3 separate regions of the Mus musculus genome follow, and regions 1 and 2 are each linked to region 3. The links are chromatin loops, found by intact Hi-C in ENCODE. Cell type or tissue: left cerebral cortex. All regions are shown on one strand. Each heading gives the region's core, and the rest is flanking DNA. Links, peaks and the distances in the headings are about the cores only.

Region 1 (10,781 bases), core at 1,692-9,691, 61 kb before region 3:
AAGGGAAAAACATCTGATCTGTAGGAGAAAAGAACTGGACATAGAGTCTCACTGAATACAGGATGAGACTAGACACAGGAACCAGCTGGATTTGTGTTCTGTTCTCTCTGCCCCATCTCTATGCGCAGCAGCTCCCTTTTTCTGGTTGTTTTTGTAATAAGAATGTAATCCTTTATCCACCTAAAACACTACAAATGGCCCATTAGCAAACCTTACTGGCTCTGTTTTAAAGCTATCTTCGAAGTGTGTCTAGTCCTATCAGCCTTAACAGCTAGACATTTACACTGTTACTTCTTGCCTGGCTTTACTTATTTTTTATTATTTAAAATTTCTTTTCAAACATTATATAGTTTGACCATTTTTTTCTCTCTGTCAATTCCATACAGATCCTCTCTACATCCCTACTCACTCACCTTTATATTCTTTCATTCTCTTTAAACACACATGTAAATAAACCAAGAAACACACACACACACTCACAAATGGTAGTAAAAATAAACAAGCAAAACACCAAAAGACAAGGTTGGCCAAACAAATCAAAATGAGAACAAAAAGTGTACAAAAATACCATTGAGTTAGTTTTGTGTTGTCTACCTGCTCTTGAGAATGGGGCCTGCCAAAAGAGGCCTTAATATAATCACCTGAGTTTACTTTTTTGTTTCTCATTTTCTATAGTTTCAATCCAGAATTTGTCATGCTTCTCTACAGGATCTATCCAATTAGTAACCACATATTGTCAAGTGATTTGGCCATTTCCAGTCCTTACTTTGAGTTAACTGTAGTAAATGATTCTGTTGGTCCTTCATCCTTGAAACATTACCTCCTTTTGTAGAACTGTGTTGTTGTTGTTGTTGTTGTGGTTGTTTTCCTGTTTTCTATGACTTTAACAGTTCAACCTTTTAACTCTGCTTCGCTGGTCCTTCATCATCTTGACAACATCTGTACAGGGTGCTTCAAATTTCATCATGTCTTTTTTTCTCTGTTATTCTTCTATCAACTTTTATGAGTATTAACTTCTATTAAATCTACATGTCTTTAAGAATAATGTGCTGTCTCTAGCCAGAACTCAGGTATACATAGTCTACAGAACCCTCAAAATTCATCTCTGTACTTTTTTGATATGGCATGAATGAAGATGTATTACCATTTGGTTGTTGATCAAGTTAACTCATCAAAAAGGCAGTTGTCTTATACCTGCTCAAACAAGAAGCAAAAATTCGTCCTTAACTGATCTGTGTACCATGCACATTCCATACAAATATCTTTATAGAACTAAATATTGGTTGTAAGGTTTATATATTACAGACTAAAACAACAAGAGGGCAGCCCTGACAAGATTCACCTTCAGGAATGCTGAGGTGACCTGCTGTTCCAGCTTCAGGAATGCTGAGGTGACCTGCTGTTCCAGCTTCAGGGATGCTGAGGTGACCAGCTGTTCCAGCTTCAGGAATGCTGAGGTGACCTGCTGTTCCAGCTTCAGGAATGCTGAGCTGCCTGCCTGATTCTGCCTCAGCTGAGGCTGTTTCCAGAGACTTGCTTCAGAAAGGGCTGCTAATTCCTGATGACATCAGTCCATATGGCTTTTCAGATGGTTCCATTCAGGACTTCAGTAAAGCCCTGGACTTTATCAACACATGAAAAGTGACAGCAAATAAAGACAGTGAGCTTTATTTTGACTTATGGACTTATTTTCCCAATGTCCTTTTGGGTCCCCAGAATGAATTCTTTATCCCAAGTCATCAGGAATCAATCCTAAGAAGACCACTGTCCCAGTTCCTAAAGTTGGGGTGGATAGTTTTGGTCATTTTATGGATTATAGATATGCTGTCACTTTTAGGGATAATTTAAAAATAATTATAGTTTTGTGCAGGGAGGAAACTAAATAGAGAGCTCAGACTCAGAAATTGTTATCTTTCCTTTGCTCTTCTCTATCTTTCTTTTCTTTTTCTTCCTTTCTTTTTTGTTCTTTGTTTTCTGCTTTTTGTTTTTGTTTGTTTGTTTGTTTGTTTGTTTGTTTTTTCCGAGACCAGGTTTCTCTGTGTAGTCCTGGTTGTCCTGGAATTCACTCTGTAGACCAGGCTGGCCTCAAACTCAGAAATCTGCCTGCCTCTGCCTCCCAAGTGCTGGGATTAAAGGCGTGCACCACCACACCTGGCTTCTAACCTTCTTTCTTATGAAGAGGGAAGGGGGTTGAAAAGAAAGAAGGGGCATAGAGTAATAGTAAAAGAAATTACACATAAAGGGATAGATGATTAAATTTACTCTTAAACAAAACATTTTACAGTCATAATCTTACATTGGTAGAAACCTTTATATTTTGGTGCAGAATTGAAGTTATATTTTTCTTACATTGGTAAAGAATTTAAATATTGATATAGGTTTAAGGTTTCATTGGTATAAATCTTTGTATACTGATACAAAATTTAAATTAATTTTGTTACCTTAGATAGGTACTTAGATAGGCAAATGATTTAAGAATAAAAGGTTTAATCCCAGTCCTTTTATTTATTATTATTTTGTTTGTTTGTTTGCTTTTTCGAGACAGGGTTTCTCTGTATAGCCCTGACTGTCCTGGAACTCACTTTGTATTCCAGGCTGGCCTCGAACTCAGAAATATGCCTGCCTCTGTCTCCCAAGTGCTGGGATTAAAGGTGTGTGCCATCACCGCCCAGCCCTATCCCAGTCCTTTTAATAGCAGTTATTGCAAACTGTTTAGGATAAACAGTCAAACTCATGGTCACATCAGATTCTCATTTAGTTAATTATAATAACATGTTTTCAAGGTTATTCAAATAGTAAATAGTGAAAAACAATTGTTTAATAATTCAGTTATGCTATATGTAGATAGCTTCAAAAGCATCAGAGATCCACAGAATATGGCATTTAAGGTTATTTCAGTATTAAAAGATCGTGTGACTATAATTTTCATAACTGCTGTAATTGTATTCAATTTATATTTGAATAGGAAGTTTGGTCTTTCTGTCCATTGAATTGCTAAGTGTAGGCCCCTAAGCCCTGGAGTCAGCACAGAGACCTGTGACCCTGCCCCCAAGTTATTTCTGATTGATAAATAAAGATGTGAACAGCCAATAGTTGAGCAGAAGAGACACAGGTGGGTTCGGGCTTCCCAGATTTGGGGTCCAAGGTAAACCATGAGGAGAAGAAAGTGGTACATGAGGGAGAAGAAGAAGCTGCCATGGGTTAGGTGAGGGATAATCACATAGTTCTGAGGGCTGACAAATTAGAGTTAAGAGCAGCCCAGATGAAACTGAACAAATAGTAAGTAATAATTGGTGTTATCAATAGGAAGTATTTTCTAATAACAAAGAGGTTAGGTATCATCCCAGCTTTTGTGCTGTTTGAGTCTTATTGTAAATATAAAGGCTGTGTGTTTATTTTATCAAGAAGCTAAAGGTTTGTAGGTGGGTTAGAAGCCCGGTTCGGGATTAAAAATTTCTACAACAATCTGCTTTCGGAGTGCTGACATTAAAAGTGTGCTCTACTATGAAATTTCATTAAAGAGGAATAGCAGCCAACAACCACAAAAGGAATGTGTAACTAGAAAAGTATCATTTGCAGCTCAGTAAAATAGTTGATTGAAAACAAGATTATCATTAGAGGCTGAAATATTAGATGACAAGTTGTTGGTGAGAACATAAGGTTGGTCAAAGCATTGTCAACTTATGGCCAATATAGAGGAAAATATATTTTATACTTCAGTAAGGAAAATATCTGGCTGCCACCACTCAACTAGGTAAGACCACTTGTAGTGAGGAACATATCCTTTTCACTATGATAGAATAGTGTAGAGCAGTGTGCCTGACAGTTTCCTGCCCATGTAGAGCTGGAAACAATAGTGATATCGTTCTAAGGTCCTAAGTTTGAGAAGTGGTACATTGACCAGGGGCTACAGATATCCCATTACTAAATACATATCTTAGTCTTGTTTTTGAGTTAAGTATTTTATTTATTTATTTATTTATTTTGGTTTTTCAAGGCAGGGTTTCTCTGTATAGCCCTGGCTGTCCTGGAACTCATGCTGTAGACCAGGCTGGCTTCAAACTCAGAAATCCACCTGCCTCTGCCTCCCGAGTGCTGGGATTAAAGGCGTGCGCCACCACGCCCGGCTGAGTATATTTATTTTTTGCCTGTTGAGTTACCAACCTGTTAATTTATAAATACTTAAGTTACGAGGCCTTATTTAGTTGTAATAACAGAGTTATATATTTATTTTGGCTCATGGATAATATTTAAAAAATTATTGAGCCATTATTGCTAATAACAGAAGGCGTTTGTGAACCCCAGTTAGTAGGGTAATCACTGTATTAGAATTTAGCACGTTGGATGATATTCATACTTCTGACTTGATGTCATCAAAATGACTTCTTGAGTCACTGTCTCCTGTCCTAGAGTTCACTTATTTAGCAATTTGATTGTTCGGCTTCTCTGGAAATCCTGTTTCTACTTCATGAGAGCTGGGATTACAGGCTGCATTTATGTGGTTGTTACAGATCTGAGTTCAGTTGCTCACGGTTGTGTAGCAAATACTTGACCCACTAAGCCTTCCAGCCAGCCCTAATAACTGATGGCTTCAATATGTACAGAGATGAACCATCTCTGCTCTGAACTTTCATCTATTTAAACTTCTCCTTTAAAATGACTTTGTCCTCCATTTTATTATATCTCATGGCTGCAGCCAGAGTGAATTTCTAAAGTTACTTTTATTGTTTAGCCCTTTCATTGATTTCTTACCCAGTAGCAGAGTCAAAACAGGTCTCCAAACTTTGCAGGACCTTATTCTCCCACCCTCCTTTTGCCTCCCAAGCTTCCTTTGTCTGGATACACTGATCTTTGCAGCCTAAGTCACTCTCTGCTTCATGCTTCACAGTTGAATGACCTTCATTCTCCCACCCTCCCTTTGCCTCCTAAGCTTCCTTTGTCTGGATACACTGGTCCCTGCAGCCTACCTCACTCTCTGCTTCATGCTTCACAGTTCCTAGGATGTTCCCTGGCCTCCATTCTCTGCCCATGTACATGCTGCTCTGGTGTTTCCCTACCTAACAGAACTAATTATTCAGCCTGGATTATTACTTTCTTGACATGGTATAGCTATGCCCCTCAAGGATTATACCCTCAGATGGTAGCTCTGAAATTATCCTGCAGCTGTTGCCTCTCTCACCATACTAAACGTGTTTTGAACACAGGAAATCAGTGTGTTTGTCCATTGGCACAAAGGATGAGTTATAGTGAGTGATGGACAGGATGCATGCTATGACTAATTATTGGGTTACAATGAATTTTGTGAACTGTGTTGGAACATATGCATTTTTCAATCTCAAAAGCAAAGTTTTGTCAGTTTTCTTAGTGGAAATAACTGCTGTGTAGAGATAATTTGTCAAATAACATTCTCCCAGATCTTCAGTTTCTTCCTTTCTTTGTTTCTTCGCAGTGGTATTTCAGGTCATGACCTGCTGGTGGTGTGCCTAAGAGCTGTCTGTAACTCCTGAAACTAAGCCCTACCTATGTTTTCAGTTGTGGGTCCAGAGAAACATGTAGCTTTCTAGGGATAGACTGAAGTTGAATTTATGAAGGAGAGTGAGAAAGGGAGAATGAGAGCGATTTTATTTGAATATCTATCTCCTGTCTTTCTGGGAGAAAAACCTCAGGTTTGCAAAGCCAGTTTTGAAAAGAGTACTGATTATTTGTTTGCAAACTCTTTTCAAATGTCTAAGGTGGAGGAACGAAACTGTTGTACTTCGGGAGAGAAGTTGTTTGGCTTCCTGTTTGAGCATTCCAACAATAGACTATTGTAATAACAATGGAGTCTCAGATTGGATACCACAGAGGCCTCTTTTGCCAGCCTGCAATGTACCACCAAGGCTATGCCACCCGCAACTGGGCAGGAGGACCAGGACTGGGTCACCTTGCCCTCTGCCCTTGCAACCCTCTTGCATGGTGCCTACTAACTGTGAGCAGCTCACAGCCCGCTCAGGAGTAGGATGGGGGCTGGGCGTGCACTAGAGGGGCGTGGCGGAGGCGAGGAGTGGGGCGGAGCCATCCTGGAAGCGCGAATCTGGTACCGGGACTTGGGGAGCGAGGGATGCAACATGGTGCATCTGGGAGGCCTGCTAACTGGCTAACTTCTCCGGCGTTCCTCCCGGCCGAGGCGTGGGCACAGAATAGCGCAGGTGAGGCCCAGATATGGTGTCTCGATACGGCGCGGAAGGTAAGCGACCCCCGGGCCGGCGGGTCGGGGAATGGTGCTGACCTTGGAGGCCTCGGTCCGCCACGCCGCCCTTGAGCCTAAGGTCGCCGAACGACCGCCGCCCCCCACCCCTCCACTTCCGCCTCAGCATGGCCACCCTGACTCGACTACCTGCACTGCATGGTTCACCGACCTGTGAGCCCACGGATCTGGCTGTGAGCCCAGCCTTCGGCATCACAACTCATTCCTTCCTCCAGCGCCGGTGCATCTCGGGCCATTCATTCCCTGCGCCTTCCAGCATCTGCTCCTCCAGCTTTTGCAGATCATGGCAGGGGCGCCTGCCCAGCCCCCCCCCCCCCCCCCACCACCACCACCACCACCGGGATGCGGTTCTCCAGCTTCCTCTCGCTGCTCATCCCAGGTGCACCGGTTTCTGCCTCTGCCTTGTTCTCAGACATTCGGAGTCAGTATCCCAAGGCAATGTTTTCCTCGCTTCTTTTTCCTCGTTACTTTTCCTTTATATGCAGGGCACCTCTCCTCACGTGTAGGTGCTCTGTTCACACTTCTGAGTGCTGTTAAAATAGCAGTCCGGGTAGACAGAGAGGGGCACTTCTCTCAGTTTGGAAGCACTTTCTTCCTGGGGCTGGTTTGGAAAGCTCAGACCATCCTGTAAGAAGTTCCTTTATTGTTTACAAAACATGTCTAGGATTTTACTGCTTTCTTTCGACCAGGTATAATGTAGAATGGTATGTAGATAAAAATAGGGACACATAATATAAAGGATTTGTAACTTTTAAGGAGTATGTAATAACTCTTAGTTTTTGCCTGGAGAATGCGTGTTCCTCCTTTGCGTAGAATAAGACATACCTTAATCTAGTTCCTATGGAGTGCACATTAGCTCAGTTTAACGTTACCTCGATGGGCTTTCTAAATGTTTGAGTCTGTTATCTCACACTGACTGGGCTTTGCCCAGGGAAATACTGCTAGAATCTGCCCTTCCTGTGCGGCCTGTCCTGGACACTTGGAAGGTTACCTGAATGAAGCCCTCCATCCAAGAATTCAGTCTACTAGAGTGCACTCAGCTTACTGCTTAGCCTAGTTATTTGCCATTTTTCCTGAATTACTCTTGTTTTCTTTTTTTGTGTCTTTTAGGTCAGTATGTACCTCGTTTTGTATATTGTCTTGAAACTTTACTCCTTTGTATGGTAATTAATGCATATTTGTTCACTTTTTAAAAGGTGGGATTCACCTTAAAGATTAATTTCTATGATTCTCAGGTAGAAAAATACAAATTTTCAAAGCTAATGTGCTTAAATATGTAACTTCATTCCTTTCATCCCAATTGAAAACTAACATTCTAAATAGTGAGAAAAAACTTCTCAACAACCAATCACTGCTAATAAGTTCCAATGACGACATATACCTATAGAGTCAAACATACACCCTTCAATAGCTTTTGAAGTGGAAAGATCAAAGACTTAGATATGGGTTTGAATTATGTCTCTGCTGGTTGTATGACTTTGAGCTTTTCATTCATAGTTTGAAGACATCATTTTCCAGTTTTGGAGCCGACTAATGAACTAGTTCTTAAGTGAAAGGCATTTAACACGACTGTGCATCTACAGGTACTAGGTAAGTGTTTTCTGTGGCATACTCTTGTAGCTATGTACTAAATAGGGCCTGGTATGCTAGAGAGAAGAATACAATGAGAAGAAGACTAATCACGGGAAACCTTAGGTACCTGCTATCTACAAGTGAACAGATCCTGAAGGCTGGTATGATTCTTAGTGTTTTATTAGAATATAAAAGACTGTAAATCATAGTATAAACTGGGCTTGGTTAATCTCAGCACTAGGGGGCAGAGGCAGGAGGATCTCTGATAGTTTGAAGCCAACCTGATCTACATAGTGAGGTGCAGACCAGTTAGAGCTTGCATAGTTAGACCCCATCACAAATAAAAACTAAAATAAATCATAGGGGAACAGAATATTGAAAAACAAACAACCAAAAATACTTTTCACTTCTTTTCTAGTAAGAACAGTGTCAACTGAAACATCAATGTAGATATTAGTAGATTTTTAAAATTTAAATTTCCTTGAACACAACTTAAGAGTATGAGAAGAATGATAATTCAGAAACAAGTAGTAGGTTCCTTTAGTATCTCATCTCCTTGTAAACCATGCACAGATTCAAGTCTTAAGTTCTAGTGTTATCTTCCTTAGATTGTTGGATTAGTGCCCTCACTGGTGCCCTTAATTTGCTTGCTGGTCCTCACATAAGAATAAGAATGGTCTTTTGAAAAAGAACTTGGATTGCACTTTTTGTGCTCAGAATCCTCGAAACGCTCTGGGTTACATACAGAATTGAATCTAAGCTCCTTCTCCCTGCCACCAGGCAGCCGCCAACTTAACCTAAGCTTTATCCCATGACTCTCACTATTGGGCTTCAGGATGTTACCCAGGCAGATAGATGTAGTGACTTCTGGTTGGTGGTAGTTGCTCTTGTCTTCAATTGCTGTTCTTTACTTGTGAGAACTTCTGGTTCCTAAAATAGAAGCAAGTCTCTCTTTTCCTGTTGTTTGACTCTTTTGTTTGGTATTAAATTACATATTTTTTCTTTTTCTCATTTGTATTTATTATTAGATATACTTTTCACTTGTTAGTTATTCCCATTGGACTTTTTGGCCCTCTCTTTCTAACTACAGGTAGAGATCGCATTAGATTTATTCATAATTTTATCCCTAGTACTTAGAATTGTGCCTTGTACCTAGTAGGCTCTTTGTAAAAATTGCTAACTAAATAAATGCTGTAGTTGATTTGGATATTTGGTATCTTCAGTCCAGATTCCGCCTGCTCCCATTTACTGATTGCATGACCCTGGAACGGTTAATGACTTCTGGTGCTTCATTTTATTCAGCTGTATATGATGACTATAGTATTACCTACTTCATAGCATTACAATGAGTTATTGAGTTAATACATGTTAAAGAACACAGGTCTGAGTTTCCCAAGCTTTGTGTAGAGGTCAGATGTCTATGTCTGATATCTTCCAGTTGCTCGTTACCTTAATTTTGAGTCAAAATTTTTCACTGTACCTGGAGCTTGCTATTTTGGCTGCACTGATTGGCTCCTAGGATCTGTCTCTTGTGAGACAAAGTGTTGGAGTTAGAAAGAAATGTGCAGCACTGCACCAGATTTTATGTGGATAAGAATCTGAACTTAGGTCCTCATGCTTGCAGAGCAGGTACTTCATTTATTGAGCATCTTCCTAACACTTAGAAAACAACTACCCAACCAACCCAAACGTCTAAAAATTTTATTTCTTCTCCCTCTCCGTTCTCTTTTTCCTCCTCCTCCTCCTCCTCCTCCTCCTCCTCCTCCTCCTCCTCCTCCTTCTTCTTCTTCTCTCTCTCTCTCTCTCTCTCTCTCTCTCTCTCTCTCTCTCTCTCTCTCTCTCTGTCTTTTTTTTATGCAGGGTTTTTCTGTGAAACCCTGGCTTTTTCTGAGTAGCCTATATATCAGGCTGGTTTCTAAGTCATGTGATCTGCCTAACTACTTCTGTTTCCAGAGTGCTGGGATTAAAGGTGTGTTACCATTGCCTGTCTTCTGACAACATTTTTTATTGTTGTCATAAGATAAAATAGAATTCATTTTTATATTTGTTTTGTAAGTGAAATATTGTTGCCTACCAAAATTTATTTATTTAACTTTCTAAATAGTTTCTCTGTATGTATAGAATAAAATAAAAATAAAGTGCTGAGAGCGAGAAAGCCACCAGAGTGGCTTTCCTAGGTTTTGCTTTGATGTTCTACTGGAAATACGATTGTGGTGATGAAAGAAGTTACTGGGGCTTCTTGTTTCCAGCCAGGAAAACTCAAAGATCTCAGGGAAGTCTGTTTTTTGAAGTGTTCAGGGAGGAGAGGTGTTTTATCATCTTTAGTGTGATGGTTTCTATCATTTTTGTACAAGGAGTTTTCCCTACATATTGTATTTTGGTTCTCAAGTTGGAGTGTAAAGCAACCTAGTAATATTCTACATACCTACCTTTGCTCTCTTTTTTTAATGTTATTTTTTTCCTTTATCATTTATGTAACCAAAACCATATACTTGTAATAATAAAAACTTTGAGGTAATGCATCAAGTTATTCTTACAAACTTATGATTCTGCCTATGGCAATTATATTTCAACAATACTAGGTATTTTTACTTAGGTTTGTTCTTGGCAAAATGGCTTTTTGTAATTCCTTTGATATTTCAGTCTCAACTTTAAGCCATAAGTGTCTAAGCCTTGTGCCTGACACTTAAAAATGAACATGAAACACTACTTGTCTTTAACTTTTGTTCCAAAATTAAATAATAATTGATAATTACTATGTATGTGCTATGTTCCAAGACTCTTTGTTAAGTGGTTTCCCTTTGAATATCAAAAGTACCATAGAACTTTGGCACACTCAACAAGAAACAGATTTGTAGAGATAATAGTACTTGGTTGGGTTACAAGGTACAAAAGGAACCTGGATTTTCATTTCCTTTCCTTTGATTCATGACCAAGATCCTAACTCTTTTGTGAACTACAT
Region 2 (10,781 bases), core at 1,283-9,282, 70 kb after region 3:
CTACCTTCAATTTTTGACATAGTCCTGTTCCCTGTTAATGTCAAAAATTCTAAAGTGAAAAGGGCAATGATAAAGTGAACAAATGTTTACCAAGCATCTAATTTGTATATGAATAAATCTGTAAAGTTTACATTTCTTCGAAGTCTTGGGTATGTCCTAGCTTTTGCCAATGCCCAGGAAGCTGACATCTATTCAGTTCATGCTAGGTGGTGGGAAATGCCTTTCTTTAATTCCAGCACTTGGGAAGTAGAGGCAGGTGGATCTCTGCAAGTTCAAACCAGCCTGGTCTACAGAGTGAGTTCCAGGACAGTTAGGGCCACACAGAGAAAAACCCTTCCTCAAAAAACACAAACTCAAAGTTCATACGTGGACAACTAAATTGAATTCCCTCCATTGTACTACATTTATGGATTTTGTGTTTGCTACACTCAGTTAACTCTGGTATACTGAGCCATTGGGTCAGACAAGCTTGTTCCACAGCAAAATACTAATTTGTTCTAAAAGCAGTAACATACTGAAATGCTTTTATTCCAAGTCTTTAACTACTAATAACACAGAAATTATGCTTACAGGAATAATTTTCTCTGGAAAAAAAAATCTTTTGAAACAAAAAGCAGAAATCATGTAACTGCATATTTACTTCAATAGAATAAAAGTAAAATACACTCCCTACCCTAGATTAGTAATTCATTCATTTAGCAAAATAGTCTCTATTGTAGAGAAATTAAAGGAACTCAGATTATAAATCAAAGACATGAGAACAAATATCAGTACTATAAATGTGAAGGAATATGTAGACCAAGAAGCATATTATGTTGTATTTACTATACCAAAGATCATTTGAACTTGCTAGCAAATTATTTAAATTCATACAAAATTATGTAATTATGTGCTATTTCAAAATAGCAAATAGACTTAGACATTTCCATTTATCCAGTGGCAGTTGCCTTTTTAAAAGAGGAGGAAGAACTGGAAAGTATTTCCACTGAATTAAAAAATTATATCTACAAATTATGACTTATTCATCTGACTGCAAGTTGGTTAGATTGGGTTGAATATTCAACCTTAAAAATAAATAACTTGGGGCTGGTGAGATGGCTCAGTGGGTAAGAGCACCCGACTGCTCTTCCGAAGGTCCAGAGTTCAAATCCCAGCAACCACATGGTGGCTCACAACCATCCGTAATGAGATCTGACTCCCTCTTCTGGTGTGTCTGAAGACAGCAACAGTGTACTTACATATAATAAATAAATAAATCTTTTTAAAAAAATAACTTTATATCCATTTTTCATGTGTTTTTATGTGTTGTCTCAGGCATGCTGTGGTAATATGTTAGAGGGCAACCTGAAGGAGTTGGTTCTCTCCTACCACCATGCAGGTTCAAGGAATCAAACTCAGAAAGGCCCACCAGGTTTGGCAGTAAGTGAGCTATCCACTGAGCATCCTCACACCCTCTTTCTTGATACAGGGTTCCTCTTCTTCAGCCCTACCTGGCCTTTGAACTTGCAGTGATCTGTCTGTCTTACCCTCTTAAGTGCAATATTTAACTTTTGAAGATTGTTTTTAATATTCCCCAAATTTGATCTTCTACAAAGTTTCTGATCAGCTGACATTTACAATTTTTAAAATAATTTTTTGTTTTGACATGATGCCCAAAAGGTAAATTGTTCAAGATCATGTAGTTTTGACTATTATTTTAAAACGTATCTAGTGTGATACTAGGGATCCATCATGCTAAATAAATGCTATTACTGAACCACAACCCCTAGTCCTTTATTGCAACTTTTTAAAGACATCCATATAAACTCTGTGACCAATGTTCTAACTTATCAAATTGGGTTTATGAACTTTAATGCTTTAGCATTAAACTACTAATTTTTGTGGGGGTTTTTTTGGGGGGTGCCGTTTGTTTTTCCAGACAGGGTTTCTCTGTGTATCCCTGGCTGTCCTGGAACTCACTCTGTAGACCAGGCTGACCTCGAACTTAGAAATCCACCTGCCTTTGCCTCCCAAGTGCTGGGATTAAAGGCATGTGCTACCACCACCCGGCTAAACTACTAATTTTCAATTAAATGTCTTTACCAAACTCACTGGCATGTTGAGTACCTCTCAGAAAGATATTAAGTGGTTTTTCTCAGAAAATATCTTTTTTGTTTTTTTTCCCCCCCAGGAACAACTACTTTTTAATGTCCATCTTTGATTCTTTCAGTAATTATATCTTACAAAGCAAGGGGCAGAATTAAATCATTTTTAAACTGCTTTCATCACTGTGTGTGTGTGGGGGGGGGTGTACTAAGAATTGAATCCAAAGTTTAATACAGGCCAAGCTACCCCTGAGCCATATCCTCAGCCCTGTACTTTTATGTTTTAAATAAGTACCTCAAATGCCCTGAGTATAGAGGTGAAATAGGTCCTATAACCAAATGAACTAGGCACCAAGAGCTGGTTCTCTCCTAAGGGGTCAAATAGCTCTTCTCCTAAGAGAAAGAAGCTATACATTAAAGGTGTATTTCATCAAGCAACAGTGTATTGACAATTAGCAAGAGATTTAATTGTCATATTTTACTAAATGAAAACAGAAAGTATGCCCTAGGCACATTTCTTATGACAAAAGCAGTAATTAAATCAGAAACCAATTTTAAAAAGACAAAATGAAAAGCAAAAGACAAGAAGAGAATATTGTCAAGGAGCTTAGCACCAGGCTGGGTCAAGACTTGGTTTATGGAGTGCTTTCTATAATAACATATGCCTATCTTGACTTTAAGTTACTGAGGCCAGAAGCTCAGAGCTTGGTCTACTGACACTTGTTGCTAACAGCTGAGTGATTAGGTAAAGAATTTATTGCTATTGCTCCCTTCTCTGGTCAGGCATTCAGAATCCCTTTGTTGGCCTGGCTGGTTAACTCTTTGTGACCCAGACAGGAAGGAAAGGAAAAGAATTAAAATTCTTTATACAAATATGCACAGACGTGGCACACACCTTTAATCCCAGCACTTGGGAGGCAGAGGCAGGCAGATTTCTGAGTTCAAGGGCCGCCTGGTCTACAAAGTTAGTTCCAGGACAGCCAGGGCTATACAAAGAAACCCTGTTTTGAAAAAACAAACAAAACAAAACAAGTATGCACAGACACACATATATTCATATACACATTTATATTTTTATTCACATTTTCATTTACACATTAACACAGTTAGATTTTTATGGGCCCAACCACCTGTCTCACACACTCCGCAAGTATTCATGCACATTTCCATACACACTAATACATATACACATATACACATATAGACAAGACATACATTTTAAAGCTTCTTTTTTTTTTTTTTTTATTCCAGCTAGTGGAGAGATGGTCAGTGGTTAAGAACACATACTAATTACTCTTGAAGAGCCCCAAGTTCAGTTCTTAGCACCCATGTTGGGTGTAGCTCCAGATCCATCCTCTTCTGGCCTTCATAGGTACCTGCTCTCAAGTGCACAAACCCTCACACAGATACATAACTTAAAATAAATGTAAAATCTTTAAAAAAAAAAAATTCTAGCCAGGCATGGTGGAGCATACTAGTAATCCCAGAAACTCGTGAAACATGGCAGGGAAATCCTAGGTACAGGCAGGATGAGTGACATAATGTCTCAAAAAGAAGCTGTATTCTAACAGATATTCTTTTGTACTTATTACTGGTGCTAGGAATTAATCCAAGGTGGCCCACATACTAGGCATATATTCTATTACTCAGCATTTACAGCCTTTAAAACATAAAAGTACAGGGCTGAGAATATGGATCAGGGGTAGCTTGGCCTGTATTAAACTTTGGATTCAATTCTTAGTACCACAAAATAAACACACAAAATACACAAGTGTATATACCATCTACTTATATCAAAATAGTTTAGTGAAAAATTAAAAACAAACATATTTTTCATTGGTAAAATTAATATAAATGATAAATTAGAGGTAAGATAAATCAAAACCAGTTGGGCAGTATTAAGAAATAGTCAATAAAAAATGTAAAATATTTAAATAGTAAGAGGGCACCTATAATAACTCTGACAAATACTAAGACAAAGTCCTAAAAATCATATGGCAGAGTCCTAGAAAAATCTAATTTAATAAATGTGACACCCTGAAAATATATATATACACACACACATATATATGTATATATATAAATATGTGTGTGTGTATATATATATATATATATATATATATAAACTATGTATTACTATTAGTATTAATATGTTATGTATAATAGTTACAATATGTTATGTATATATATACTTACTATTTGGAAGATCTATGCAATTTAGAGAAGCGGTATTTTCCAATGACTACTACACAAATGAAAGCCCTCTGAAGAACAAGCTCGATAAATGCAAACTATTATCAAAATTGATGAATAGCAAAAACCCCACAACTATAAGAAAATATTAATATGTCCTTCCTTTTCCAACCAGTGGACTAGCCAATAACAGACAATTTTGCCATATATTTCAACTAAAACAATCTATACAACAAAGTACAGAACTTGAACAATTAAAGGTGACATGATGTATTTGCAAACACATTGTACAATATTACTCTTATCACTAATATATTCTGGAAGGTAAATAGCCATTTTTCACCAAAAATGTTATTTAAGTCAAGATGTAATTGGTTTAGTTTTTAAACATACTAGTAGTCAATTTAACATCTAATGTAGTATGCAGTATTTTTACACCTGTAGATGTATTATAACTGGAGACTCAGTATTTTTACACCTGGGGATGTAGACCAATGCTTGTCTACAATACACAAAGCCCTGTGTCAATCACCAGCACAGCATAAATCCAGCGTGGCAGTGTGTTTGTAATCCCAGCATTTTAGAGGACTCAGTAGGAAGATCAAGAGTCCAATTCCAGCCTTTGCTACATACCAAATTCAATGGTGGCCTGGGCTATAACTTAGAGGGGGAAAAATGTGTAAAGGAGCATGGACACATGCTATAACATAAAATTTGGAACATAAAACAAAATATGATTATAAAGTATGACTTCTCTAAGTTCAAAACAGGTGAAAATATGTTAGTTAATGAAATAAAGACCATGGTGAAAGTTCAAGGAATACTTTCCTTCTAGAAAAGACACACACAATCTTATTTCTAGGTACCTGTAATGTTCTATTTAAAAAGGTGCAGAAATAGCCTGCTTGCTTTTGTAAACACATTTTCACACATAGTAAAAATATATTCTTAGAAGGAAAAAATAAAAACAATGCCTTTTCTTAAATGAATCTATAAATGTAATGAATAAGCTATACAATGCAAAAACAATTATCCCAATGTGGTTTTCCTATAGAGATTGAGATGCTTCATCTGGAAGAAACAAAGAAGGATCCTGAGCTTTCCCTGGTCCTCCCCCAAAAGAAAGTACTAATATATATCATAAAGCTACCATAGCTAGCAGGGCATGGTGGTGCACACCTTTAATCCCAGCACTCGGGAGGCAGAGGCAGGTGGATTTCTGAGTTCGAGGCCAGCCTGGTCTACAAAGTGAGTTCCAGGACAGCCAGGGCTATACAGAGAAACCCTGTCTCGAAAACCAAAAACAAAATTTAAAAAAAGCTACCATAGCTAAAACAGTATGGTAACTGTTAAATAGGGCAAAGCAGAGAGTATTCTGACCCAATTTCATAAACAAGGGATATCGGACTGCCCAAATGTTTGACTTTCTTATTCACTAGGAAAGATTAAAAGTTAAAATGAGGGGCTGGGGAGATGGCTCAGCGGTTAAGAGCACCGACTGCTCTTTCGAAGGTCCTGAGTTCAAATCCCAGCAACCACATGGTGGCTCACAACCATCTGTAATGGAATCTGATGCCCTCTTCTGGTCTGAAGACAGCTACAGTGTACTCACATACATAAAATAAATAATTCAAAAAAAAAAAAGTTTAAAAAATTTCCCCCTATTATTGGATGGGTTAAGATGTTTAGAAAACAGTGCTACCATCCAGTAGCAGAGTAATAAAAACCATACCTAAGGGGAATGAACATTAAAAAAATAAAATCATCCCAAGGCATTTAACAGTGTGTCTAGAATTATCATAAGAATTTAATTCTACAGTTATCATCACCTAAACCCTGCTTACAATAGCTGCAGGGGAAAAACACAGCTCTGTAAAGAAGAAAATCTTAAAAATGTCCACTGACAAGACACAAAGGATAAACATATCCAATAATATTTGTGCTAATCAGATATGCTACAGGTAACAAGTAGTATCAGGCAAGTTTCCTGGCAGTTTTCAAATTTCAATTTACTTAAATGTTTGAACCAGAGAGATGCCATTTATCTTTCTTATTTAAAAAAAAAAAAGTAGGAAACAAATTGGCAACACACTCAAACATCATCTTCTTTAAAACTAATTATTGACAAATATTCGTGTTTTTTTTTTTTCTAACTTGGGCTCGCTAGGTATTGATATACACTGGTAACACTGGAGCTACCCTTTACCAAACAATTTCCCAATACGGGAGGTATTCGCTTACACTATCAGGTATATGTGCTTTGTCCTAAACCTCTTCGGTAGGATTTCCAACAATCTCAGATTCTATACTATGACATATTCACCCCGCCTTCCTTTTGCTCTTCTAAGGGGAAACACTGTTGAGTCCTCAGGTTGTTTATTATAGAGATTTAGGAAAGACTTTCATTCGCTTCCCAGTTCTAAGTTTCCCTTCAGAAAGAATACAGGGGGGAGGAGCTTAACAAGAGGCGCGTCAAACTGGTAAACGGAGATTAAGGGAGACTCGAGATCTTCCGAAATAGCTCCAGTTTTGAAAGTTAAGCCACGGTTTCCTACCAAGTGCCGGTTGGTGCTCCCCTCTAACCAACCTCGGGGCCAGCGTACTGGCAGATCCCTTCACCGCTGCTGCAGCCGTCGGCTGCTGTCTTCCATATGGGCAGGCCCACTTATACGTAATAAAGAAGTTAAACCATGCCGTGCGTTGCCATAGATTCTACAGAACCCCGAACTCCGACCTGAGGGTTTCCCCAAAACCCCTCAGGGGGATGAGCTAGGCCAACCCCAGGCAAGGGAAAACTTCAGTGCAGAAGGATCCCATCCATCCCTTGGGGGGATGGAGCTGCTCTGTGACCGGTGTCACAAAACAAACCGCGCCGGGCTTTCCGCCTCGGAACGCAGACACCCATCCGGACGACCGCCACGGGCTCGGTGGAAACCCCGTCTAACCTTAGCTTCTGCAAGGCGGAGCTGAGCGGAGGAGCGGGGGTTGGGAGGGTCCCGCATCCCGGGCGACCGAGGCGTCTGCCCAGTGGCCCCCCGCGCCGCCCTGCCCGCCCACCAGTACGCGCCCCGCGAGCCAGCCACGCTCTTGCTTCCCCACGGGGGTCCTCGCCCCGGACGCCCCAACACCTGAGGGAAGGAGCGTTACCTGTCGCCGGCGCGGCCGCCTTCCCTGAAGAGACGAGCTCACCACTCGGTGTCCTCCTCATGCTTTTCCAGCCCGTCCCTTTCTCCTCCTGACCCCTCGCTCCGCCGCGTCTCCCGACCTCGCCTCACGAGCCCGGGTGTCCCGGGCGCGCGCTAGCCCCGGTCCCCTCACTCAGCCTCACAAGCGAGAAGCCGCTTCCGAAACAAGCCAGGCGCGGGGAAGGCGTCCGCTCTCCAGCCCCCGGGGAACCAGCGACCGGAAGTGAAACCTCGTGCGCACGGAGAAAGAGAGCAGGCTCCGAAGACAGAAAGTGAAAACTAAAGCGCCGTGCTCGCCTCGCCAAGGCCAATCACAAGGAGCACAGCGACGCGCAGGCGCGACCGCCGCCAGCATCCACGTTGCTCCTGCTTTTCCAGTAGGCGCAGGCGCAGGGGGGGGAGGGCAAAGCTAGCTCCGGATTGGACGACCCAGCCTTCCTTGGCTTCTCGCGAGATGTAGGCGGCGGGATCTAGAAGGCGTGCACAGGAAATGAGGCTCCTCAGTCGGAACCTCTTCTAGTGTATTGTGGGTTACTCATGGCCGCTTTTCTGGCTTTTTCTGTACCAGGTGCTGTAATGGGACAGGGCAAGATAGTACAGAGACGCTTCCATCTTGTCTCCTTGCTGAGGCCATTTTAGGTTTAACTAAAAATGATTTTCTTGATGAAAAATTACCCAGATGTTCTTGACTGGAAGCGAAGATGTCACAGCTAACTTACTTTCTGTCAAACTGCTTGCTGGTCTACACCTCCTCCTGCAGCTCCTGAGTGCGATCCAGGATGTAGTTTTGCCTTTAAAAGCCCCTTGGTGTAAGGAAGGTGTAAATGCTCAGGGCTACACTTCGTCCGAAAACCTGAGTATAGTCCTAGCTGGCAGGAGTAAAGACAGTTAACTAGCTATAAACTGAAGGTCATCTTCAGTGACTCTGGTGATGCTGGTTGATCTAACCCAAGTGCCACATCTCACTGCTGTTTGATTTTGCGGAATGTTAAATCCATACAAAACTTAAGTTCATTGTGGGAGTTCTCCAGACGAACTTGAAATTTATTATTTATATGAGTGTTGAGGTGACTATAAGTAACAATTCAAGTCTATCCTTTCTATAGATAAGAACCGCTGAGAGAAATTAAGCAGTACCAAGGACCTTGTGCCACGGTTGAAATTTTGTTACGATGAGATTTAGTCATTCAGTGGGCGAGTATACTTGTGGCTAGTTCCATATTAAAAACTGGGATTGGAGAGATGGCTCAGCAGTTAAAAGCACCGACTGTTCTTCTGAAGGTCCTGAGTTCAAACCCAGCAACCACATGGTGGCTCACAACCATCTGTAATGAGATCTGATGTCCTCTTCTGGTGCATCTGAAGACAGCTACAGTGTACTTAAAACATATAATAATAATAATAATAATAAGGGCTAGAGAGATGGCTCAGTGGTTAAGAGCACGACTGCTCTTCCGAAGGTCATAAGTTCAAATCCCAGCAACCACATGATGACAACCATCTGTAATGAGATCTGATGCCCTCTTTTGGGGTGTCTGAAGATAGCTACAGTGTACTTACATATAATAAATAAATCTTTTAAAAAATAATAATAGGGGTGGGTATGGGGGACTTTTGGGATATCATTGAAAATGTAAACAAGGAAAATACCTAATAAGAAAATAAATTAAAAAAAATAATAATTAACTAAAAATTATGGTCACCAGCAAGGTAAAGACAGACGCTACTCATATCTGAGTTCATTGTAAAGGTGAATTAAATTATAAGCTACCACAGTTATTTCAGGTAATAACATGGTGCGAAAATGAATGAAATGCTAGTAAATGAAGTTGGAGGTGGAAGACAAAAGGAAAAACACAAAACAGAAGGAAAACACCAAAGATTTAACAAAAAAATGGGATGTTTAAAAAGTCAAAATCCAAAGATGAAAGTGAACCTTGGAGGTGGAGCTTTATGAGCAGAATGGAAAACAAGTGGAAAGCACCCCATCTGTGAAAATGTGTTCAAGATTTCAGTAAGAACTGGCACAGGACTGTGGTTTCCTCGGCCGAGGAGGTGGTCGCAGTGGGCTCCCTACCTGTCTCTGCTACCGCGTGGCAGAAGCACTTTCCCTCAGGGCACCAATGAAAGCCTGAAGAAAAAATAATTGCTTCCTTTAAAGCCATGGCATATCAGTTGTACAGAAATACAACTTTGAGGAACAGTCTTCAAGAGAGCCTTGATGAGCTCATACAGTCTCAACATATCACCCCCCAGCTTGCCCTTCAAGTTCTACTTCAGTTTGATAAAGCTATAAATTCAGCATTGGCTCAGAGAGTCAGGAACAGAGTCAATTTTAGGGGCTCTCTAAATACATATAGAGATTCTGCCATAATGTTTGGACTTTTGTATTGAATGGTGTTGAATTCAGAGAGGTGACAGAACTTATTAAACTGGATAAAGTGAAAATTGTAACCTCTGATGGTAAAAATACTGGCTCCGATACTACCGAATGAGTAGAGAAATGTGGCTTTTTTATGCCACCTTCTGTTATTTTCATCGCTTTTTGAAGAGAAACATAGAAGAGTCTTTTTATTTATTCTCACGATACAGAAATGACAACACTGTGCTATATATACTACCCAAGAATCCCACAGAGAGAAGCATGTGACTCTGTTCTCTTAAATGACCTTTAGTACACAGCATAAAGAAATGTAACTTTTTTTAATGACAAATCAAAAGTGGTTGCCTTCATAAGAGTATTCTTCAAAGCTGGGCATGGTGGCGCAAGCCTTTAATCCCAGCACTCGGGAGGCCGAGGCAGGCGGATTTCTGAGTTCGAGACCAGCCTGGTCTATAAAGTGAGTGCCAGGACAGCCAGGGCTACACAGAGAAACCCTGTCTCGAAAAACCAAAAAAGAAAAAAAAAAAAAAAAAAGTATTCTTCAATAAACTCGTTTTAAAACTTAAAGAAAAAAAACTTCAATAAGAGTGCTCTGAAAGTGAAAAAAAGCAAAGAATATTCATAGTATCCAAGAGCTAAGAAGAGTCAGCAAAGTGCCTATCAGACAAGCATAAGGACCTGTGTTCTATCCCCATAACTAATGTAAGGTGGAAAGGTGGCCCAGTCTATAATGCCAGCACTGAGGAAGAGGGAGCAAACAATCCCTGTCTAGTCTACTTGTGAATCTAAGGCCAATGAGAGACCCTGTCTTAACAAATAATTTGGACAGGTCCTGAGAAATAACATCCAAGGTTGGCCTCTGATTTCTACACACATTACACATATGTACCCACAGACTTACAAACATGCACATCAACACATATCTCTCACATACAC
Region 3 (10,781 bases), core at 1,413-9,412:
TGTCACCTAATTCTTCTGGACTACTCAAGAAGATTTATGAGTCTTAGAAATTGGAACTTGGGGGCTGGAGAGATGGCTCAGCGGTTAAGAGCACTGACTGCTCTTTCGAAGGTCCTGAGTTCAAATCCCAGCAACTACATGATGGCTCACAAACATACATAATGAGATCTGATGCCCTCTTCTGGTGTGTCTGAAGACAGCTACAGTGTACTTACATATAACAATAAATAAATATGTTTTAAAAAATTGGAACTTGGCATGTTAGTGCCCTTGAGAGGCTGAAGCAGGAGGGTTGCAAATTTGAGACCAGCCTTGACACTATAATGAGTTTGAGGCCAAAGTCATTGCATAGTAAAACCGTGTTTCCAAATAATAAAATTGAAATTGACAGTTATCTGAATGAATTTATGGTGTTGGTAATACTGTTGTTTCAAATAGCAAGCAGGTCAGCTCCCACTAAAGTTTGATTTCTGATAGTCTGGGAATGTCCGTCACTTGAATAGTGCATTTTCTGCTCACCCAAATTCGGATGTATAAGCATTGTAAGGTTTTAGGTTTTGGTTTTGATTTGTTTTTTAAGACAGGTTTGTTTGTTTGTTGTGTAGCCTTGGCTATCCTGGAACTCTGTAGACCAGGTTATCCAGGAACTCAGGGATCCACCTGCCCCTACCTCCCAAGTGCTTATAGGGAATTAAAGGCATGCCACCACCCGGCACATTACAAATTTTTTAGTACATTGTGCCAGAGTCTATTTTCATCAAGTAAAAGTATTTCAGAATCTATCAGGTCATTTCAGGAAATGACATCAGAGAAAGCCTGCCTTTCTATCTGATTGGGAAGGAACCTGCCGAGTTGTAAGACAGGGCTTCATGTAACACATGCTTGCCTGAACCTAGCTTTGTAGCAGATGACCTTTAATTCCTAACTCTTGCCTCCACCTCCAAGTGCTAGGATTATAGGTATGAACCACCATACACAGCCTGATTTCAATTTCTTGTGCATAAGCAGTGTGTGCCTGTGGAAGCCGGAGTTCAACCTCAAGTGCTGTTTCTCAGGAGCAACTGATCTTATTTTCCAAGACACAGTCTCACTGGGTCCTGGGGCTTATGGATTTGGGCAAACAGGCAGGGCAGCAAGGCCCATATACCTGCTCATCTCCACCTCCCCAGCACTGTGCAATCACAAGCCTGTGCCACCACCCCAGGCTTCCTGACGTGTGTCGTGGGGGTTAACTCATATTACCAATTGCACCATCTCCTCGGTCCTCAACATTACCTTCTGACCATTTGCAACTTTACCATTTGAGACTTGTAGCCAAGTCTCAGATCCTTAAATTTCATGTTTATATCTCTCAACTCAAATGGATTGAGACACTCAGAACTGAAGTGTCTATCTGCTGAAGACTTTAAGTTAAAGCTAAGCACATGTCTTCCAAAGCTGTTGGGATCTACTGTTGTACAGGATCATTCTCCAAGCTAAACGGCCACCATTTTCAGGAGGTAAGCACTCCCTGGTTGCCAATGATCATCACTGATGGTTTGTGTACTGCTGGCATTCCCTTTGGGGGAGCCATTGGGAGGGCCATAGGACCATCATCTGAATGTCTAGCCACCCTTCCAACCAGTTATGTACAATTCTGCCCCAACTGAATATGACCTTGGTGGTGGTGGTGGGAAGGATGAGGGTATATATAGATGGGGGAAGGAAGAGATAGGTACTCTATCTACACAGTTAAGAGTGTGTGTGTGTGTGTGTGTGTGTGTGTGTGTGTGTGTGTGTGTGTGGTCTTCATGAGTGCTGGGTGTAGACTTTCCAGGGTTCCCCAGCCTAATAAAGTCAATGGTTCTCCAGCATGAACTATGGTGGAGTTATAATTGCTTTGTCCTGAGGATGTAGAAGAAGGTAGAGTGAGTTTACAAGTCTTCACGGGAGGGAATTTTAGCAACGCTTAGTAACAATTTGAAGGTTTTCTTTTAGATTTGGAAACTCTCCTGGGATGGCTGCAAGTTCTGCCTCAGAGCATGGAGAAAAGCATGTGCATAGGCCTGGTTGGTCAGAAGTTTTATCTCATAAGGCAATGTCTGCCTATTTTGACTGTCTTCAAGTGGAAAATATATATAAATATATATATAAGTGTTAGTCAAATCAGAGCATTCCTATACAAAAGAAGGGAATGGTCAGGTGTAAAGTACTGGGTTTGTTGCTCAGACTTTTCATTGTTTCTCCAAAGAAAATTTCAAGGAAGCATTGATTGATTTCCTTTTCCATTGTGTTCATTACTATTGTAAGCATGTTTTTGACCTTGCATGCGTGGCTGTGCACGGAGGCCAGACGACAACTGTGAGGTTGACTCTCTTCTTTCCACCTTGTGGGTTCTGTGGAGCTAGGTTGTCAGGCTATTGTCACAAGCATTTTGACCACAGAGCCACCTTATCAGCTCACAGCTTCTTCATCCTAATTAAAAACAAGACGTATTTACACAGGGAATCTGAAAACAATTATTTGTTGTAGTGCTGGGGATGAAATGGGTATTCCAGCCAACCAGGCCAGGGCCTTGTGCATGCTAGGTAGTAATTGTTCTAGGTAACAGCCCTTCCATTTGTCAAGGTTGATGACTTTATTTCTTTTTTTTTTATTCCAAGTATGCCTTTATAAAAATCCTCTTTTCCATTGTGGCCACTGCTTTTCCAAGGCATTTGTTTAACCTATGTCCTCAACAAATTATACATAGTTTGGGTTTATGATTTTAGCAAATGAACTTTAGCTGGTGTCCAAGGAAGGAAAGACCTGGGCTTCTTGAATTGGAAAGAACTTTTGTAAAAATAATTATTGCTTCCCAAATTAAAAAAAAAATCAAGAAAAAGTATCTGTCAAGGCTCTTACATGGATTCATTCCTCTTAACTGTACTTTCCAGTTTGACTCTTAAAATTGTTATGATTTTAACCCAGCTAGCAAATGGGACCACTTAACTAATCCGATTTAGTAAAAGTTGGGGGTAAAGGAAAGACAAAAAAAGCTGGCTGAGATTACATATGGTATGTATATAGTATGTTAATGTAACTTGTTTTTTGTTTGTTTGTTTTTTCAAGACAGGGTTTCTCTGTGTAGCCTTGGCTGTCCTGGAACTCACTCTGTAGACCAGGCTGGCCTCAAACTCAGAAATCTGCCTGCTTCTGCCTCCCAAGTGTTGGGATTAAAGGCGTGCGCCACCACACCCAGCTTCTTAATGCAACTTTTATTCTCCTGTGTAACTGTCATCTGGGAGACTTACTGCTCCTTTCTGCCAATGTAGGCCTAGTCGCAGAAGCTTCCAGCCTCCATACAATCTAATGTAGCCCTAGAATGTTTTCAGCCTCTGAGACTTACTGCTGAATAAACTCACCCTTTCTAGTTCTTTCTGAACTCTGGCTGGATGGTTCAACTCAGCTGTTCTGGTTCAAACTCCTCTCCAAGCTGACTGATTCAATCTGGCTCCTCTCTGCTTCTTCCGAATTGCTCTGCTTGACCTTTAACTATAGCAATCTGTTTTGGTTTTTCGCCTCTTCTTTGACTCATTCTGTCTTTACTTGTGTCTAATTTGTCCTCTCTGCAACCTGTCCCTTTATAACTGTCACAGTAAAACTGCTTCCTCCTCCTCTTCTGTACTGCCTCTTAAATAGCTTCCCTTCCCTCTCTCTTTTGAGAGCTGGGTATAACCTGGCAAACCTTTCTCTGATTCAGTCAAGCCACTCAATTAGACATCACTGTTAAACATGGGTGCTTCCTTCTAATAAACTAGTTTTACCTTTGGAATCAAAGGTGTGCACTTAGGGTGTGCCTGTATTCCAGCAAGATTAAAGGTGTGTGCTAAGGGCCGAGGCACAGCACAGCTAGTTCAAAGCCAGTGGAGCTTGATGTCCAAGGGGCCTGCAAATGTTGCTTTAATGGTCCTGAGGGTTACTGGAAGGTCTACTTTGCACCCTGACAATTCTGTTGTCCAAACAAAACAAAACAACTCTGAAATTAATTAGATTCAACAAAGTTTTAACAAGGATCAGGATCCAGAACCAGGCAGCACACCAAAGATGGTTCAGAAGCCCCACCTCTAGTGTGGTAATTGCATGTAGAGGCTGAAACACAGCAAACATACAAAATATAGTGCAATTCAGCATTTGCCTTTATAAGCACATTTTGGCAGCCTTCAGCCTGAGAGACTAGTTGAAGCCCAGTTGCTTGGGTACCAGGGTTATCAACTCTTAAATTTATAACCTGCTTTGCATCACAAGCTAGAATGCGGAGCATTATATAGGAAAGCCATTCTGGACCACATTTTACCTAAAGCATGGATACCAGTTTAGAACACATTTATTTGTTCGAACAGAACCATACAAGTTTAAAGCAGGGCACACAGAATCCTGAGGTCTTCCCAGCCCCGCGCGGGCAGGGGCAGGGGCAGGGCCAGGAGCCAAGCTGCAGAGGCAACGAGGCTGCCAACCTTCGGAGAGGCTGGCGTCCTCACGACTTGGCCCCGCTCGGCCAGGGCGATGCACGTACACCTCTCAAAGTCCCAAGGGCGGAGCTTGGGCTCCGTGGCCCGAAGCCTAAACAACCGTGCTCCATCTCACACCTTGGCGCGAGAGTCAGGCACGTGGTAGCCCAGCTGCAGTTTCCGCCTTGTTCCTCCTATTCAACTAGACCCTCAGCTTCGCATGTCGCCGCCCATACCACAGGAGCACAAGACGGGTGAAATTTAAAAAAAAAAAAAAAAAAAAAGCGCAAAACCGGAAGCCAAGATGGCAGCAGTCCGCCCTTCTCTCGCGAGAGGGGAACGAGGGGGGGAGAGGTGGGGTTAAGGAAATTCACCAATGAGAGAGCAGGATCCCCTTGACTGACGGCGCCGTCGGCCTCTCGCACGCCCCGCCCCGGCGCCGGAGCTCGCTCTCCTCACCCCGCGCTCTCCCCGCCTCCCCTCCCTCCCCTCCCTGCTCTTCTCTTCCCGTTGAGGTGGCGGCCGGCCTCTCCTCCTCCTCAGCTCCGTTTTTCCTCTCCTCGCTTTTTCCCTTTCCCCCCGACCCCCGGGGCCCAGAGCGGCCGGACTTCTCGCTCCCTTCTCTACGGCGGCCTCCGAGCCCCCGCGTGCGCTCCTTTCCCCGCCATGAATGAGGAATACGACGTGATCGTGCTGGGCACCGGCCTGACGGTGAGCTGCGGCGGGCTGCGGGGAGACGCGGCCGGCCGGCCTCCGCCGGGCCCGGGGGCGAGGGCGGGTCCCATCGGTGTGCACGAGCCTCGCCCGCGCCCGAACTGCCGGTGTCTGCGCCCCCTTGGGGGCCGTCCCCACTCGCCCGCGTTGAGTCTGGGATAGGGAGGTCGTGGCTTGTTGGGATGCAGTGATTTGAAGGCGTCGGTAGTGTGTTAGGGAAAACCAGGATGTGGAAGCCGGGACGTGTCCGTGGGAAGCCTGCCCATTGGGAAGTTGAGGGCAGAACCGCCCAGCAGCCGGAGAGAGACAGCCTCGTCCTCCTGCAGGAAGGAAGAGGACCGGGAAAACAGCTTGTGCTCCTTGCACTTCCCCTTTGGGTGAATGACCTCTCCCGCTTGGAAGCAGGCAAGCCCTGGACCGAGCGGGAGGGAGTCGCTGCTGGCGCCTGCACTTCCTATGTAAGTGGCGAGTAGCAGCAGCAGCAGCAGCAGCAGCAGCTTACTCAGCTAGTCTCAGGGCGCAGAAAGCCAAACAGAAGGATGATCGCTGATCGATAATTTGTCCTAGAGTTTGGCCAACTTAAGTTTCTAGAGAAAATCATGAAACGAGTTTCTTTAGGAAAAAAACAAACACCCTTTTTCTAATTGCTTCACTGCCCTCTCATCCACTCGCTTGAAATGGGAAATGAATTTTCTCAAAACTTGTCTGTTAAATACTTTTCACGTCCGGCCCGTGCTTCCCTTTTGTTTGGTTTATTGCGTGCCGCCACAGTTTCTTGAGAAGGGGGAGGCTAAGTTCTCTGTACTTGTTACACTTCTGGGAGGTTAGAAAATAAATGCGCAGTGTGAATGTACTGGTATGTAAATGTAAGGCGGTCCCTAATGCTCCAGTACGTTTTCGTCAGTATCTATCTGCTTAAATATGGGAAAAATATAGACAGGTTTTTATACTTTGTGCTTTCCCCCCGGCCCCCCACTGTGACAAAAGGGCTGATCTTTTGCAAAAAGGAGTTGGGAAGAGAACCGACCATTTTGAATATCAATTGCGGTGTGTGTGTGTGGGGGGGGTATTGAATGTGAAATTATGGGTAAATTACTTCATCTGGAACATTGATGTATGGATCCCATATGTCTATCCATCAAATGTCCAAGTCATTTAATAAGAGCCCCACGGCTTTCGACTTTGTTGAAATGCATTGGCATTTCTTTCTTTCTTTTTTTTTTTTTTCCTCGAGACAGGGTTTCTCTAAGTAGCCCTGGCTGTCCTGGAACTCACTTTGTAGACCAGGCTGGCCTCGAACTCAGAAATTCGCCTGTCTCTGCCTCCACCACCGCCCAGCTTGCATTGGCATTTCTTAGAATCAAATTAATATCTTTAAGATAAAATACTCGGAAATAACTGTTTTAGAGAAAACCTTCAAGATTTTTTATTCTACTTTTTTTCTTTTAATACTTTTAGGAAAAGCTTATTTTTCTCTTTGAAGTGATGAATGATTGCTAGAAGAGATTATTGAATTCTGACAAGTTCTCACCTTGTAGCTCTGGTTGTCCAGGAATGCAGAGCTCTGCCTATCCCTGCCTTCTGGGTGTTGGGATGAAAGGCAAGGCCAAGATGTTCTGCTCAAGGCTCAGTAACATGTGACTGCCCAGAGAGTAGACTGGAGATAGACATCATTGCTCACCTACAAGGCCATCTACTTAACTTTGAATGAATGACTGAATTTCTTTTATTTTTTTGAGGCAAGATCTTTCTCTGTAGCCTAGCTATACTGGAACTCCCTATATAGATCAGGCTGACCCTGAATTTAAAAGATATTTCTACCTTCTAGCCTTCCCAGTAGTTGGTCAGTGCTTGGATTAAAAGGCACATACTGTCACACCCAGCCATTGGAACACCCACCCCCCACCCTCAACCCCGTCAGTTGGGGAGACTTGAATGGCTAAATTAATCACTACCCAGGGCTCTCTGCAGGTTGACCTTTTTTAGTGCCTAATTGGGGGTTCCGGGCATAGTAAGTAGTTTGTGATGGTGGCCTGTTAGTGGGCCCTGTGGCTGCCAGCATATTGTGAGAGCCAATTATTTCTCTTTTATATTGTCATTGCTAATACTTCACATTTGCCCATTAATAGGGTGGGTTGAGTGTAGCTAAGTGAGCCCAGAGGCTTCCTGCAGGCTTCCACAGGCCTAGTTTAGAAGCATCATTTTGTATCAAAGATAGCACAGTCTGTTTAACAAAGTAACACCCTTTATTTAAATTTTCACTTGAATTGTGAATTTCTTAATGGGTAGTGGATACATAAGTAACTAGAATTTAGAACAGTTTCTGCTGTCTTACAGCTATGCTAACCTTGTTTCTCACTGGGCCTTCCTAGATCTATACTGGGAAATGTTTTAGAATTGTATCAGTGTAGCTTGTGATCATCATAGGACCATCATTAATAGACACAGTAATAGCAGAATGATGTTGACAATAAGAAATGACATTAGTAGAACTTGGGTGAAATCTTGAGTTAGGTTAAATCTTGAAGAGACTCCCAGTCAAAGTTAAAAGCCACAAATTAGATGTAACTTTGAATATCAGAATGTACATGGCATTAATGTTTGGCTTGTAGACATTTAGTGCTGGAGATTTCAGAACCTAGTAAAAGGGTGTATACCAAATGTATATTATTGTTATGTCAAGGACTTTGAGTGAAGGAAACTTGTTACTTTAGTGTTGCTTGGTGTTGGCATTCTTTTCTATCAGTTAACTTCACATTAATCCTCACGCATTGAAAGTTACTTTAGTAAAGAAGACCTTTAGTTTTCTATGAGAAATGGCAGATTCTGTGTAATTATCTAACATTGAGAATTATCACTTTAAAGGCTATGAGGTCATGGTACACACATTTAATCCCAGCACTTGGGGAAGAGGGGTGGGCACAGACACAGATGGACCTCTGAGTTGGATGCCAGTCTGGTTGACAGAACTTAAGGACAGCCAGGGCTACACAGAGGAACCCTGTCTGGACAAAGAAAAAAAAAAAGTAGTAGTGCTCCGCCCCCCTCCAAACCTATAGTTTGTAGACAAGCCTTTCTACTGACACCAGAGTAAGGAGAGTGACTGTCTTGGTAAGTAGTGTTTTGTGATGACTAATTTTTGTGCTGTGACATTTGAATGCATTAAGTCCCAGTGAGCTTTGTGGGGCCTTCAGCCCCTTTAACTAGGCTCAGGCTGCTTTGCCTTCTGAATTATTCAGTCTCATTTTTGCTTCCTATCCCTTCTTTGTTGGTTGGCTGGCAACTTCTGCATTTCTATGCTTTGAGCATGTGTAAGCAGACTTTTACCACATAATTGGCACACAACTCATATGGGCTTGGTAATAAATCGCTGAGTTGTGCTAGAATTACTTATTTGAAAAGAGCTGGCTCTACAGCCATTTGTGTTTCCCAAGGCTTTGTTCTTTTTTTTTTTTTTTTTTTTTCTACACAGTAAGCCTACACATTTGAGCAGAAACATGTACTTTGACATATAAACAACTCATTCTCAGCATAATATGTTTAAAGATTATTTTACATCCCAGAATATGCTCCCTATCATTTCTCTTTATTAAAACATACTTATCAAATACTAGATTTTTGTGCTTGATTTGAGAATCCTAAACTGTAATTTAAATTTGCTCAGACTTAGATTTGGTCTTGAAAACCTTTGCCATAGCTTCGAGAGGTATAAACACAGGACTTTGTATTCCTTGTGGTAGTGGTCATAGGACCAAGGAATTCAAATTCTTTTTTTTTTTTTTCTTTTTAAAGTTGAATGTTCCTAGTCTAAAGATGTTTAATTTAGAGTGCTCCAAATGAATCTTTTCGAAGCTCCAGTATAGTACCACACATGGGAATCCCATCCTGGACATTGTGTTGCTGGGTGGTTGACAAGGTGCAGGCTCACTAAATGCTGTATTAAGGGAATTTCAGGCTAGCCTAAGGAAAATTTATGTTTAGGCTTGGATCCTATTCCCAAGAAACTTTGCTATGGTTTGGTGACACTTAATTTAATCCGAGCATGTGGGTGGCTCAGGAGGTTGAATCAGACAGAATTTGAGACCAGCTTGGTCTGTCTACCTACAGAGTTCTAGGCCAACTAAGGCTACACAGTGTGACCTTGTCTAAAAAATTAAAAACAACAACAAAAACCCCATATGTATCAAATTTTTCTAAAATGGAAAAAAAAAAAAAACCAGACATTTAAAACACCTGTTTCAGGCATTTTAGATCAGGGAAGCAGCTTGTGTTCGCCTTAGATGTGTTTCAAGGACTTGAGGTTCACATATGCTTTTTAAGCATGCATACATATAGGTAAAGTTGGGTATTTGATTCAGCTGTGTTAATTTTTGTCTCATTTCAAGTGGCTTCTGATTTGAAAGGCTACTCTGGGTTAATGTGGGTTAATGTTTTCAAACATTCATCCACTCACAGGATGAGCTGCTATTATCTCTCCTCCTCCTTCAGGAGACTCTCCTGATTGAAGACTCAACTTGAAGTAATTATTTGTCCTATTTCAGTTATTTAAACTATCTGTGACTGTTGCAGTCTGTTATGGTAAATGAAAAGGTAAACTTAAAAGCTTCCTGTATTGCACAGATGCGGTAAGTAATAGGAGTGCCTTGAAAACCTCTGCGATAGGTTGGAGAGATGTAGACAAAGGACTTTGTATTCCTTGCAGTAGTGGTCACAGGACCAAGGCTTTCAAATTCTTTTAAAAAAAAAAAAAAAGAAAAAAAGTTGAGTATTCCTTTCTTAAAGATGTTTAATTTAGAATGCTGCAAATGAATCCAGACACTCAAGTTACTCTGTGGAAGAATAAGAGTAAATGTAGACACCGAGGGGTATATGCATATACTCTCAGTAGTGAGGAGCCAGAGGCAGGAGGTTGGTGTTTGTAGCCAGCATAGGCTGCATAGTGAGACTCTGTCTGACTTAAAAAAAAGAAAAGGGGAGCATGAGAAGTTCACATAGAATCCTCAGAAACTTCATAAAAGGAGGTTAACTGGCTTAAAAAGTTTTGGTAAGCCTGTTGTGATGGTATACTCCTCAGTCCCAGCACTAAGGAACTCTGAATTCAAGGCCAGCCTGGTCTACGTATTGAGTTCCAAGATAGCCAAGTCTACATAGAGAGATCTCATCTCAAAACAAACTAATAAAACAAGTATTGGTAAGCTTTTCGAGCAGGAGGAATGCTTTTCTAGTCAAAGAGAACACTGTAAGATGGGATTTATAAAAAGGATGTAGGAGCTAGTAGAATAGATGGCTTAATGGGAAAAGGTGCTTGGTGCCGAGCCTCAGGACTTGAATTTGATCACTGGGATCCATGGGTTATGAGACCAGTTCTCTACTTTCAAGTTTTTCTCTGACTTGCACATTTGCCCCATGGCATTCATGTGTACACATACCCAAGTGTCAATACAAAAAGTGCAGGACTAGGAAAATCCTACCAGTATGCTGCTTGTGGAGAGATGAGGACTTCCAGATCCCACATTAAAAAAAAATAACAAACCAAGGAGGTATTTGTTCTAAATGATTCCTTTGAAGGCAGTTACTGTCAGCTGTTTGACAAGTTTT

What was found. Peaks named below come from ENCODE experiments on the same cell type or tissue, not always from the same donor. Only the 100,000 strongest peaks of a DNase experiment are listed, where the experiment ranks them.
Region 1: it touches region 3 in a loop (2.2-fold over the local background); 3 of 42 quality-filtered maps call a loop at or near these places.
Region 2: it touches region 3 in a loop (4-fold over the local background); 11 of 42 quality-filtered maps call a loop at or near these places.

Annotation. Positions count from the first base shown.
Region 1 is chr13:3,472,165-3,482,945 of GRCm38, forward strand. It overlaps 2810429I04Rik (RIKEN cDNA 2810429I04 gene), which reads left to right and starts at 6,068. Exons shown (of 7, transcript NR_045363.2): 1 at 6,068-6,188; 2 at 7,358-7,410; 3 at 7,745-7,837. In left cerebral cortex, for the core only: no CTCF peak of the experiment used is centred there; DNase peaks (open chromatin) are centred at 6,025 and 6,506; H3K4me3 peaks cover 1,057 bases.
Region 2 is chr13:3,603,366-3,614,146 of GRCm38, forward strand. Tasor2 (transcription activation suppressor family member 2) reads right to left here and starts at 7,743. Exons shown (of 20, transcript NM_134063.3): 1 at 7,425-7,743. It also overlaps the pseudogene Gm20277. In left cerebral cortex, for the core only: a CTCF peak has its summit at 5,850 (motif pointing left); DNase peaks (open chromatin) are centred at 6,887, 7,224 and 7,837; H3K4me3 peaks cover 1,810 bases; H3K27ac peaks cover 1,216 bases.
Region 3 is chr13:3,533,164-3,543,944 of GRCm38, forward strand. Gdi2 (guanosine diphosphate (GDP) dissociation inhibitor 2) reads left to right here and starts at 4,912. Exons shown (of 11, transcript NM_008112.4): 1 at 4,912-5,180. The coding sequence starts at 5,136. In left cerebral cortex, for the core only: no CTCF peak of the experiment used is centred there; DNase peaks (open chromatin) are centred at 4,833, 5,409, 5,932, 7,210 and 1 more place; H3K4me3 peaks cover 3,225 bases; H3K27ac peaks cover 1,949 bases.